2 separate regions of the Homo sapiens genome follow, and region 2 is linked to region 1. Evidence: chromatin contacts called from ENCODE Hi-C or POLR2A ChIA-PET data. All regions are on one chromosome and are shown on one strand. Each heading gives the region's core, a stretch centred on a gene start or an enhancer-like site at or near the end of the contact. The rest is flanking DNA. Distances are from core to core; before and after follow the strand shown. Region 1 holds the start of GJD3-AS1 (GJD3 antisense RNA 1). Region 2 holds the start of SMARCE1 (SWI/SNF related BAF chromatin remodeling complex subunit E1).

Region 1 (6,802 bases), core at 1,496-3,995:
CCTAGTGGTGCTTCTCTCCCACCCCAGCTGTAACAACCAAATATGTCTCCAGACACTGCTAAACGCCCCCCTGGGGGGCAAAATCACCCCCATGTGAGATCCACTGCTGTGGAGTGTGGTCCTCCAGGGCTGATGTGCTTTGCACTGAGCCAGGGCCCATCCTCCGCAGAGAGACTGAGCCAGAGGAAGGTGACCGGGATGCCACCTGGGCAGAGCTGCAACAGGCTTGACAGGCCTACGGGAGTGCAGGGCAGAGGCACTGAATCACGCTTGGGGCAGGGCTCAGAAGCCTTCCTGGAAGAGGTGGCCTCTCTCAGCTAAATCTCTTTTTAATTTAGTTTTATTTATTTTGAGACGGAGTCTCCCGCTGTAGCCGAGGCTCATTGCTAAATCTCTAGAGGAAAGAATTGGCTAGGTGGGTGCAGATTTGGAAGACTTAGTATGAAAAAAAGAATGTAAACTATCTCCTTAATACTTTTTAATATCAATGAGGCATTAAGATGAAAATACTTTGGGTGTGCTAGGTTAAATAAAATACGTGACTAAAATTAATTTCATTTGTTTCCTTTTACTTTTTTAATGTGGCTAATGAAAAACTTGAAACTACATACATGGCTCATATGCTATTTCCATCGGATGATGCTGATCTTGAACATCTTCTGACACACAGTAGGTACCCTACAAATATTTGTTGAATGAATACATCTGGAAAACAGCGGCACAGCCCCATCTGGGTTTGTGTGGAGGGGTCTGGGTTGTGGACACAGAACTGTCATCAGAGAGATGGTGCCCACCATAGCATGGATAGTGTTCGGGCATGGCAGTGGTGTAGGCCTGGGGACACCTTCAGTTTCTCATCCAACACATATTTACTGAGCACATACTACGTGCCATGGAAGGGGAGAGAGCAATGCCATCCTGCAGGAGAAGTGCTTTCCCTACGGAAGCGAGGGGCATCCAGCTCTGTCTTGGGGTGGGGGCTACCAGGGGAGCCCTCTCCTTGAAGGTGTCTGTTTTCTTCCCAAGTGACAACAATAGGTGGGTGGGCATTAGCTAGGGGAGGAGAAGGCTGCAGGAAGCAGCGGCTACTCTGGGCAAAGGAACAGCACGTTCAAACGCTTGGCAGCAAGCAGGTCTGGTGCTTGTTAGAAGAGAAAATTCCCTATGGTTCTGAGCACACCTGGAAGCCGGTGCTGTGGAGTCGAAGGCCTGACAGGGGCAGGGCTTCAGAAGGAAGCTTTGTGAAGGCGCTTGACTCACCCTGAGGGCAGGGGTGCTGCCCTCAGTCCCGGGTTTAAGTGGGGGGCGCTATTCAGAAACACCTCCCACTGCTGTGTGGGGCACAGGAGAGCTGAGAAAGACGCCAGGAACTCAGAAGGACAGGGTGGGGTGATGGCGGGGAACGCACAGCCTGGTAGGCAGGATGCGGTGAGGCCCGCAAGGTGCAGTCCGATGACGGCCCCTGGATTTCTCGCTTAGGTCCTGGGTGATCTTATGGAGAGCAGCCCACTGGCTGGTGAAGGGGGAGGGCAGACGGGAGGGGAGACACAGGAGGGGGATGCGCTGCATAGGCAGCAGCTCTTCGAATGCCCGCAAGTAGGAAGAAGGGGGTGGTTGGAAGGGAAGGCAGGGCCGGGAGCGCGTGTGTTTTGGGAGCTTTCTCCTGAGGACAGAAGGGACTTTCCCGTTTATAGCCTGGGGGAGCAGTAGCGGCGGGGAGGATGAAGATGGAGGAGGGAGGCATAACACACGTCTGGGTTGCCCTCTGGCCCGCCGCCCACCCCCACCCCACCTCCATGAAAGCGCCCAGCCCCCGCCTCGCCACAAGGGGTACTGTGAGGATGTTGCTCATAGGCTCCCGAGGATTGAGGCCTGCCCGGGGAAAGGGAGCCTCTCCTCCTCTTCCCTCCCTGGGCGGGGTCTCTTGGGAGGGGGGGACAGACCTCCTGTGATGCCCTGGCAGGTGGGCTGGGTTAGGGTGGTAGGGAGGGAGCCATTGTGGCTGCAGCTGGCATCGGATCCTGGCCACCCCCGCAGTGCATATCAGAGATCACACACACACGCGTGCACACACAGAGGTCACGCCGGATGTACACATGCACACATAGCGCACAAGGATGTTTCTGTGTACAGGTGTGCACACGCAGCCCACACAGAATGGACATGTGCGTGTGTGCACAATGCACTCACACAAAGCTCACAGGGATGTGAGTACACAGCTCTCAAGGGGCATATGTTTCTGTGTGCATGTGCACACAGCTCACCCGGGAGGGTTACGTGTGTCTGTGTGCACAAGTGGGCCTCACGCAGGGTGTACACATGCGCGCACATGCACAGCGCTCACACAGGGTGTACAGGTGCGCGTGCACACAGCTCACAGTGCTTATGTGTCCGTGTATGCACACTCGCAGAGAGCCCACAGGGGGACCACTCTCTCTCTGAACACAGAGAGTGCCTGAGAATGCTGGCATCACAGTTGTTTTTGTCCCCAGTAAAACAACCACTCTCCACCTTCCGCTCTGTTCTCCCCCTCGGGTCCACTCTCTCTCAGGGTCCTGGTCTCCTTCCTTTCCACCTGGGTGGTGGCATCCAGGACCTGCCTGAGTTCATTCTCCGCCCCCAGCCCGGCCTGCCCCAGGTGCCGCCGGCAGCCACTGGGAGGCAGTACGAGGCAAGTGCGATGCCGCCCGCGGGCCGTCCCCACAACGCGTCTCCTGCCGGGGCAGGTCCCGCGACAGCTCTGGTGGAAGCAGCTTCCGGCTTCTGCGGTGCGGGCGGAGGTGGCGGGGTCCGGCCCTCGCCGTCCAGTCCGCGCGAGGCGGTGCCCGCCCCTAGATGGCCAGATCTCGGCGGCCGGTGGCCGGTGACGCCTTGCCGCGGCCGCTGCCGCACTCGCGGAGGCTGGCCGGCGCCGGGTGCGCATAGGCCGGCGGGGCGCACGGCTCGGGGCCGGGGCGCCGGGAGGGCAGGGCCGGTGGCGGAGGTGGCGGCGGCGGCGGCGGGAGCAGCTTCTGCGCCTCTTCGTGTGCACGGTTGCAGCGGTTGTCACGCTCCCCGGCGCGCGGGCGGCCCTTCCAGAGCAGGTGGCCCAGCTCGGCTACGCTGAGCAGCGCCGACAGCAGCCCCACCGCGAAATAGAAGAGCACGAAGACGGTCTTCTCGGTGGGCCGGCTCACGAAGCAGTCGACCGTGTGCGGGCAGGGCGGACCGGCGCACGCGAAGTGCGGGGCCACGCGGAAGCCGTAGAGCAGCGCCTGGCCGCCCAGGAAGGTCAGCTCGGCCAGCAGGCGCAGCGCCACGCTCAGCAGGTAGCAGCGGCGCGCGCGGCGGGCGCGCAGGGCGCACGGCGCGCACTGGGCCTCGGGCAGTCCGGGGGCGCACTGCGCCGCCGCCTCAGCGCCGCCCGCCTCCTTGCCTGCCCGGTGCATGGAGTAGACGACGAACAGCACCGGGGGCGCCGAGAGCAGCAGGATGTGGAAGAGCCAGAAGCGGTAGTGGGAGACCGGGAAGGCGCGGTCGTAGCAGGTCTGGCGACAGCCCGGCTGCAGCGTGTTGCACACGAACTCCTCTTGCTCGTCCTCGAACACGGCGCCGCCCACCGTGGCCAGCACCAGGATGCGGAAGATCAGCATGACCACCAGCCAGAGGCGGCCCACGAGCGGCGACTGCAGCTGCACGGCGTCCAGCAGCGAGCCCAGGAACGCCCACTCCCCCATGGCGCTGGGGACGCGGGGCGGGGAGTCAGGGGATGGGGCAAGTCAGGGACCCCTGCCCCTTCCAAGCCTATCGGGGTGGGGTCCGTTGGACCTTCTCTGACTTCAGGGTGAGTCGTGAGGTAGGAGAGGCCCGGGTTTAGCGATGAGACCAGTATGAAACGGAGGGCCACGGGAGGGCCCGAGGGGAGCAGGCGACGCTCAGCTATGGGTTACCTTCTCTTTGGGACCGATGGGTGCTGGGGAGGATCCCCCATTTGCATTTTAGCCGCACCCCCTGAGCCGTCTCCGTTCGACCCTGGGATCCTCCAGATCCCAGATTCTTAGGAAGGACCTTGGAGATCAGCTGGACCAGCCCCTGACTTGCCTGGTTTCGGAAGCGGAAACCCAGCGGTGCCCTTAGCTGTCAAGGATGCTGTGGGAAGAGTGGAGCCTCGAACCCGAGACGCTAGACCCAATTTGGTGCCCATGGGAGGAGTGGGAGTGGCAGAGGCAGCGAGACCACTCCTTTCTTGGCCCACCATTTCTCTCACCATTTTTACTGCAGTGAACTCCTCTCAGGGTGGGGGGCTGGTACAGAGGCAACTCCGCTTTCATAACTCTCACAGGGTCCTTTGTCGGAGGTGTCCCTGCCCTCCTACCCCAGCGTGGTGGGAGTGCGACGCCAGGCTTCTCCCTCCTCCCTGGCCTCCTGTGCCTCCAGCCTCCACATCTCCTGAGATCCTCCCCACCCCACACTTACACAGGTCCCCACACGCCCCTGGTGCCCCTAAACCGCCACCCAACCCCACTCACCCTGGGGCCGGGACTGGGGTGTCAGAGCTGAGCCAGGGACCTTGGGAGGTGGCTGGGACCGGCGCCTCCTGCTCCCTCTTTCATTTTCCCTTTCGGATTTGGCCAGGATGGAGGACAGGACAGGATGGCTGAGAGGGGCTAGCGCTCCCCCTTCTCTTAAAGGAACAGGGTGACCCTGCTGGCTGGCTCCGCCCTTGGGAACAGGCACGGACCACGCCCCTTGCTGGGCTCTGTGGCCCTCACTCTTTAGCTAAATTTCCATCTGGAAATGGGGGAGGGGGGTAACCAGAGCCACATCCTTTATCGAGGAAGCTGGGGGATTCCTAGAAGCCCTTCCCAGACAGACCCTCAGTCTGGAGCCTAGATCCACTACGCACTAACCATGCCCTGTGAAGATGGTCTTCGGGGACAGAGGGAGGTTTGGTGCTGGAGTTTAAGGGGCAGCAAACATCTAACAGCTTCTGGTTCCAGCTCTGCCACCGCTCACCTTGGACAAATCATTCGGCGGTACTGAGCCAGGCTTTCCTGCCTTGTCAACAAAGGCGGCCAGTCCAGCTGACCCCCAAGTTTCCTTCCAGCTTTACATCTTTTTTGGAACGGGGTCTCTCTACATAGCCCAGGTCGATCTTGAACTCCTGGCTTCAAGTGATCCTCACACCTTAGCCTCCTGAGTAGCTGGGATTCTCTACTTCTTAATATTGAATTCCCAACCATATTACAGAGAACCAAAAAAACCCTTGTGCCTGCAAAAAAAAAAAAAAAAAAAAAAATCCCATATGGAAAACCATTAAAATATCCCAAGTGCCTGGCTTTGATAGTTAAATAAAATCTTTGGTTTCCTTCCCACTTTTCTGTTATTTCCAGCTTTACTATAATGAACATGTTATTTATTTATTTATTTTTAATTTGTTTGTTTTGAGATGGAGTCTAGCTCTGTCGCCCAGGCTGGAGTGCAGTGGCATGATCTTGGCTGAATGCAACCTCCGCCTCCCGGGTTCAAGCGATTCTCCTGCCTCAGCCTCCCCAGTAGCTGGGATTACAGGTGTGCGCCACCACGCCCGGCTAATTTTTGTATTTTTAGTAGAGGTGGGGTTTCGCCATGTTGACCAGGCTGATCTCGAACTCTTGACCTCAAACAATCCGCCTATCTCAGCCTCCCAAAGTGCCGGGATTACAGGCGTGAGCTACCACACCCGGCCTAACATGTTATTTTATTATTTATTTATTTATTTATTTATTGAGACAGAGTTTTGCTCTTGTTGCCCAGGCTGGAGTGCAGTGGTGTGATCTCAGCTCACCGCAACCTCCTCCTCCCGGGTTCAAGCGATTCTCCTGCCTCAGCCTCCTGAATAGCTGGGATTACAGGCATGTGCCACCATGCCCAGCTAATTTTGTATTTTTAATAGAGACAGGATCTCTCCATGTTGGTCAGGCTGGTCTCGAAATCCTGACCTCAGGTGATCCACCTGCCTCGGCCTCCCAAAGTGCTGGGATTACAGGCTTGAGTCACCGCGCCCGGCCTCATGTTATTTTATAATGTGAAAAATAGGACTTTTTCCCCCCAGAAGGCTCTGAATTGAGAGTTCCCTCCTACTGCCCTGGGTGGCGGGGGAAGCTGTTTTATGGAGAAGGGAGTAAGGGTGACCGACGGTGATCTGAGTGGTCAGGGAGGGGACACTCCAGGCTGAGATGTTTGGTTGTCTGCTCTGCCTTCCTAGGGGTCCGCCTGAGTGCATAGCAAAACCCGCTTCACCTATGCACCTGCTGGGCCAGTCCCCGTGTGGAACCCCGTTAGCTCCATATGCCAATGAGCTCATTCGATTCTCTGTCAATGGTGGCATGAGGGCACTATTTACACCAGGGGAAACTGAGACTCAGAGGGTCTAAGCCACTTGCCTGCTGTCGCGCAGCCGGTAAATAGCAGATCCAGGCCTATGCGAGGCCCAACTAGTTCTTGAGCCCAAGCTCTTGAGCCTTTCATGGAACTGTCCTCCATCCAGCCTGGCTGGGCTTCCCAGGTGCTGTCCCAGGGCCTGACAGTCCCCAGGAGGGGTTGCCTCTATGCCAGCCTTGTGTGGGGCTGGTGGGTGCAGGCACTGGAGGGAGGTCATGCCTGCCCCTCTGAAGAAGGGCAGCAGGACTCACCTCCTTGGTCACAGTTCCTCTCCCTATCAGCCATGGGTGCCTGTGTGGTTTTCCATATGCTGACGCAGACCCCCAGGTCCACTTTCAGGAAGGGGAAGGCACGTACCCTTCACCCACCACTCCCTCCAGCTCAGGGGCCCAGCCCCCGC
Region 2 (6,698 bases), core at 3,779-6,278, 280 kb after region 1:
GCTGGGGGTGTTTGTGTGACTGTGAATGTGTGTTTTGTTTTTTGAGGTAAGCAACACACTGAAGTGTTTAAAACATTCAGGATTACTTTATGGTCAACAATAGGATAAAACAACTTAGCAATATATGAAGACTGAAATAGGAAGGCTTGAAGTGTGATCAACTAGAACTCTGAAAACACTACATGCAAAACAAAATACAATTTATTTGACATGTGGATGCCACCAATGTATTTATCTACTAAAAACAAAAAAAAGAAATGGATCTGATTTCAACGACAGTTTTAAATCATTTTATATAATGTGAGAAATGAGTAGAGACTCAAATCGGGAAGCCAGGATTTGTCAATTGAAAAGAACATATGTTGGATTTGATGGATGTCACATACATGATTTAAAACAAAGACTTGTAAGAAATGCATGGATTTCATTCTGGGGTACTATCTGATCTTTTTAACCCAGTCATTCTTTTATAGGATTTCTCTTCCATTTCTTCTTTGATCCATCTTCCACTGGTCAATCATGAAAACATTTCTGCATTTTGTCTCAATGTGAACTACTTTTCTAGTTTATAGACTTCTTTTTTCATCTAGTTTCCTGATAGCTCTCACCCTTTCAAAATACAACTGCTCATTTCAGCAACAGAACCCTTGGTTTTTGTGAATTATGTGTTGATGTAATCACAAATGGGCTCTTATATAGCAGTAGCCTTGGGGCTAATACAATGACACTCAATGTTCATGAGAACCAAGGCATAATGCATAGAAAGAATATAGTAGAGAGAGACCAAAATTAGGGTATTTTACCTTGTAAAATTCAATCAAAATATGTGACAATTTCATTTTTACATGCAATTAACAATATCGGTCCTTAATTGTATAATGTAAAATACACTTAACACATTCCAACTAAGCTGTAGCTGTTACAAAATAAACACAATTTCCTAAAACATGCCGCTGCACATATCCTTAGTACCCAAAAGAAAGACATTTAAGCAGATATTACATTTGATACTCTTTAGGAGAAAAGAGAACGGCTGATCAATTTCTAGTCTATACAGTTAGAAAAGACGCAAATAAAGCATATTTAAGTAGGCAAAACACAGTTGAAGTATCAAAGGCATGAAAGAAGTGTATATTACTTGCAGCGGTACATTTGGGTGGCAGAGGTGATAGTGGTGATAGTGTTGGTAGTGGTGGTGATGGTGGTGGTGGTGGTAGAAGTAATGGAAAGAAAAAAGGAAGAAGAATAATTCATTTAGTATCCATTCTGTTGGATGTTTTAATCCCTAGTCTTCTATATTTTGTGTGTTAATGTGAAACTATAATGACACAAAAATATAACTAAAGAAAGGCAAAAAAAATTCCTTTTTATGCATAATAAATTATAAGGGGACACTTGGTTTTTGAAATATTTTAATCTCAAAAAATCAAGTTTGTCAAGATGATGCATTGTCAGAGGCAGTATTTTTGTCAAAATGACACCTTCAAAGGTAGCATAAATAATAAGAATCACTGTTCAACATTATGAGGCAATAATGTTATAAAAATAAGGGAACTAAAAAAAAAAAAATGGAAAGCAAAACATTATAATTATACCATTTCCAAAGCTGAAGTACATGGTTAGCTCTTTGAGGTCAGAATCTCAATTGTTCAGCTCCACCTGTATAGCCACTAGCAGAATGCCATGGAGATGGTCATAACAAATGTTCTTCGATTTAAGAAAGAAAACAAAGCAAGCATAGGACTTTATAGTCTACTGGAATTAACTTTAGAGCCTGTATATGACATAAATTGAAATGAGAACATATGGTACGGTATCTCTTTTCTAAAGTATCTCACTAAAGAAAAACAAATTGTTGATAAATGTAACTAAAATATGTATCTGAGGGTTAGTAAATATGAGTAGTTTTTTAGCGGAGAAAACTAAGTTACACAAGGACCTAATTAGTAGTGAAAAGTAGACTAGCCTGAAATTTAGGTGGTGGGGGTATGGAAGGAAGGATTAATATTAAAGAACTAATTTTGTAGAATTTGGTCATGCTAACAGTGTTTTTTTAAAAACAAACAAAACCCCCCCTCCCAAAAAACCAACAAGGAAGCCATTTCAGCAAGACCTGAACAGTTACTGCTAAATCTGTTTTGTGGGTTGGAAAATTATTTTACATGCTGACCAAGCTGGGCCAGAGCTTCCTGGGTGAAAAAACACGTTCACAACTACTTAAAACATATATACTTCCAAACCAATAAAATATAATTTATGGAGTGGAATAAGATTCAATAGCAAGATCTGCCCCATAGATAATGAAATCTTTACTTGAACAGCTTGAAAATATTTACAATGAGTAGTTTCAGAAGCTTTATTGTTTAATATGAAAATTTTAGAGAGAGACAAGAAAGGAGAGAAAAACATAACCAGTTGAAGGTTAGGTTTAACAAAATAGCCAGAATGAGCATTCACTCAGTAACAACTTAAAGACTCTTAATAGTGAAGATTAATAAGAAAGAAATGGTAAAACTTTCACTTATTTCCCATTTACAAAGAAAAAACAAAACAAACTGAGCACAGGAGGTTGGAGTTTTACAGTACTGTTTCTTTAAATGTTGGGGTTGGTTCAAGGAAAGATGCAAATAATTATTTTATTTAGTAGGAAGTGCTTTTTTTTTTTTCTTTTAAGCTGAATTTCATCCTGTTGCTGTGATGATTGAGTGACTGTCACTGGAAGACATCTGGGTTTTTGTATCAAGGCCAGAGTTGGCTATTACATTAACAAGAAAATTAAAACTTACTGTTGCAGGAGCTGGGGTGGGAGGTGGGGCATAAGATGGTCTTTCTGTTTGAAAGAAAATAAATAACTTCTTGTAAACAACTGAGATATAATACTATGCAACAAAACTACCAATGGTCCTGTTTTGAAGAAAAAAAAATGAGAGTATTTTGGAATTCCCACTTGCTAGGGCATTAGTCTCTTATTAACATAGATTGATAAATATAAAAATTGAAACTTACTTGACATTTTGGAAGATTAAGTTCTCAGTTCCTTAAGAATGAATCTGAGACACTAAAATAAAAAAAAAAGGAAAAAAAAAAGAGAATCAAAACTCAGCAAGCATACGAGAATGTTTTCCTAATGAATAGGGTAATTTAATTGGTATTTCTGAGTAAAATTACTTCACCTTAATTCCTAGTAATTAAGCCTTTTGTGTATTTTAACTAGTTCTTATAGGTCATTTGGTTGATTAGAATTAAATGACTAAAATAAAGTACTGGGGATATTTAGAAATGTACTTTCAGGTTTTTTCTTGTGATACTAAGCTACCTCTTGTATGGAAAACATTTTGCTGACGCCATGTAAACATTTCATCAGACTGATACAAGGATGAGAATAGAAAGTGATGTATTATCAGGGTCCAACGCAACAAGGCCTACCAGATACTGACAGCTCCCTGATCAGCAACTGTATCATGCTTTTGGGATAACAATTTTTATTAAAATTAGGCAGCATTTTATTCCTGGAAGCAGTGCAAAAGGTAATTGGTATGACAATGAACTTCACATTCTCTTATAATGGTAAATAGCTTCATAAATGCTGGGAATAAATTTTGAGAGTCTACCTGAAAAACTTTTATTCATCATTCACAGCCCATTTCAAAATTTTTCTCCTCAAGGGAACTTTCTTGATACATTACCTGGGCAGAATTAACTGCTCCCCCATCTGTATTCCTATACAGTTTACACAGATCTATATTATTATAACTTTTTTTTAACTTATCAATATGGCTAGATTGTATGCTACTTGGAAAGAGGGACCATGTCAGGACCTAGCTCAATTCTTAGGAAATTTTTTCCTAGTATTACCAGCTCACAACATAACCAGGCACATGTGAGCTTGTTCTTTACATCAACATACATCACAAATAGTGAGGTACAAAAAGACAAAAATTCATCTTTGGAAAGAAGGCAAATAAACTTCTATGACTATTGGAGGTATTTGCAACCAAACATGTGGAATAGATCTGATTTTTCGCTTCTATTATTAATTTTAAGGAAATTCCCTGGAGCATAAGGAATGAGTCCTGGTGTGGAAAGAAACAGCTCATTTTCTCAATGGTCCAACCTGAGTCTTTCCCTCTTAAAGAACAGCCAGAAACCTTTGACTCTGGTGTAGATTTCCTTTCTGCTCACATTAAGGGAGCTGTCAACATCCAGCAGGCCTCGCTGCAGGGGACCCTGACAACTAACATAAGCTCCCTGTACGTTATACTTCATTGTTAATACTTTAAAATTATTGCTCTCTTTTGCTAGAATACAAAATTTAAGAGTGGGCTTGTACATTTGTCCACCGTTGGATCCATCTTTGGTGCCTGGCATAAAAATAAATACCCGATAAATATTTGTTCAAGAAATACTTTATACGGGGTACGCTTATGACACTATTTCGCTTAACACTCACAAGTACTTTATATGTACAGCTATCCCCATTTTACAGATGAAACAAGGGAGTCTCGGAAAGTTTAAACAACTTGTCTGAAGCCATATGCAGCCAGGAAGTGCCAAAGTTGGGTTTCAAACCCAGGCCAAACTATTTCAGAGCTCTGCTCGTCCTCAAGTCGCTGCCTGAACCAATGGGGGAACCTTCTGCCCGGGTGGGGGGTGAACCACGGACCTGCCTTGCCCACGGCTTCCTGAGGTCGCTCTCTTTGTCTTGGAGAATGTACTTTACTAGCAACTCCCCTAAAACGGGGTATTCACAGGTGCTTTGACCAATTTCGGGGGACTGGCCTTGCCTCCAAGGAGGGGGCCCCAGATGGGACTCCCTCCCAACCCTCGCTCTGCTAGGCCTCAAGGAGGCCTCAACCGGCTCCTGGCTCTGGCCCCACGGCCAAGGCTGAACCCCAGCAACCCCCGGGAACTCGGGGTCTAGCCAAGCGGGGACACCACGACTTGCACCCACCGACCCGGTCCGTCCCACTTGGAAACACTCACCCGCGGGCAGAAAAAGCGCCCGCAGCTCCGGCTTCGCTTCCCTTTGTCCCGCGCTCGCCCCGCCCCTCGCGTCCGGAGCTTCCGCACTCGCACTTTCCACACTCTTCTTAATTTTTTTTTTTTTCCGGGCCCCACCCGACCCTCTTTAGAAAAACTAACCTTCTAGTGAAGATGCGGTGATGCTTAGCACACTCAGGGATTTTTTTCAGGACCCATTGGATCCTCAAAACTCCCCGAATTTTGATACTTTCCCAGCCGGGCGCTGATTCGTCACGGCGAAGAGGGCCGAGGAGGCCCGACCTAACACAGAATAGGCCTGGGTTTAGCGGCTGTGAGGAGCCGGAGCCGCCGCAGCGACCGAGGAAGTGGCGGGAGGTGCCGAGCCTTGCGGAGGGGCGGTGGGGGCCGCGGTGGGAGACGGCGGATGGCGCTCAGCGCGAGGCCGCGGAACCACTGTGGCAGCAAGCAGTTCGGCCAGACTCCCGCTGAGCCCGCTCCTGGAGGGGCCCTCCCCGACTCCGGTCTTGCTTTCCTTTAGGCTGTGGGTCAGAGTCTACACTTCACTAAACCTGGGATGGAGGCGTGGAGGACTTGCTTCGCGGCGTTTGCGTCCTCGCAGGCGCCTCGCAGGGCTTCCTGCCCTCACGGCGGGGGAGTAGCTTTGGCGAAAATCAGCACGAGTTCTGCAGTTTTTCCAAGCGCTTTTAGGGTGTAATCGTCCCAGGTTTCTAAGCCAAGGCCCGGAGAGTTGACCCCCTCGCAACAGCTTGTGTGTCCTTGCAGCGCCGCGGGTGCCACCTGGTCTCCGCCTCAGCGCTGCCTCGGCTCCTTCGGTTCCCACCAGCGGGAACGACCGTCCCCACTTTCAGCTTAAACTCATCTGTCCTTCTGGATCCAGCTCAGAGGTCTCTTTGTGATGCCCTCCTGGAACTTCCCCCCTAGTAATCCTTCCTTTGTATTCCCGTGGCTCTTTGATAATAATGGTTGGAGTCCTGAACCCGACCCTTTGTATCGGACCGTGTTTGTCATCTCCAGTGCTTTATGAAGGCCTTGAAAGCAAGGTTCAGCCGTCTGTATTGGTCATCTTCCCATTGCCAGTGCCTACGAAGGGCTTGACCCATTCATTGTTAGACGCTCAGTAAGTGTGTATTGAGGCAGCCCTCTGTGCCACTCCAGGGCTCTTTCCACTAAATCATGAGTATGTTGGTTTACCAGATGGAATGAGTAGCCTCTTCTTTGGATACATAAACACCCGATGGATATTGTGGGTCACTGTGGAGGGAGAATGAACGTATGGGATCCCTGACCTGTGGTTACTGGAAAACAGTTGACATTTAGAGAGAGGCTGAATTCTTGGGCTTCCCGTAGCCCCCATCCTGAGTGTGCCAACAGGGACTAGAAGCATCTCTAGTCTGCAAAGCGAGGAACAAGTGATACTCTGTCCAATTTTTCCAATATTGTTATACTCATGAATAGAGATTAATGAAATTGAAGAGCATATTCAAGAGAAAGACTAAAGGAGAAGTCGTCTGCCCCGTGGACAGGCAGCTTGAGTGGTGCTTGAGAAAATGTACATGAAATTGCTTGTTAAAAAATATTCACGCCTGTAATCCCAGCTCTTTTGGGAGGCCGAGGCGGGCAGATTACTAGGTCAGGAGATCGAGACCATCCTGGCTAACACGGTGAAACCCCGTCCCTACTAAAAATACAAAAAC

The links. A loop is a pair of places that touch in the nucleus more often than their neighbours do. ChIA-PET counts read pairs that join two places held with the same protein, here RNA polymerase II (POLR2A). Pooled maps may share reads with other maps.
Region 2: a pooled map shows a loop between it and region 1 (3-fold over the local background). The contact joins the promoter of SMARCE1 here to the promoter of GJD3-AS1 in region 1. A Hi-C loop is called at or near these places in 5 of 50 pooled maps. POLR2A ChIA-PET finds 5 or more read pairs at or near these places in 5 of 52 experiments (IMR-90, activated CD4-positive, alpha-beta T cell, activated CD8-positive, alpha-beta T cell and 1 more).

Annotation. Positions count from the first base shown.
Region 1 is chr17:40,360,100-40,366,901 of GRCh38, forward strand. It overlaps GJD3-AS1 (GJD3 antisense RNA 1), which reads left to right and starts at 2,746. Exons shown (of 1, transcript NR_186704.1): 1 at 2,746-5,336. GJD3 (gap junction protein delta 3) reads right to left here and starts at 4,638. Exons shown (of 1, transcript NM_152219.4): 1 at 553-4,638. The coding sequence starts at 3,716. The coding sequence ends at 2,832. RefSeq lists an enhancer at 2,558-2,852 and silencers at 2,680-2,749, 2,870-2,949, 2,980-3,089.
Region 2 is chr17:40,642,790-40,649,487 of GRCh38, forward strand. It overlaps SMARCE1 (SWI/SNF related BAF chromatin remodeling complex subunit E1), which reads right to left and starts at 5,029. Exons shown (of 11, transcript NM_003079.5): 1 at 4,984-5,029; 2 at 3,007-3,058; 3 at 2,787-2,830. The coding sequence starts at 3,013. RefSeq lists a silencer at 5,268-5,562.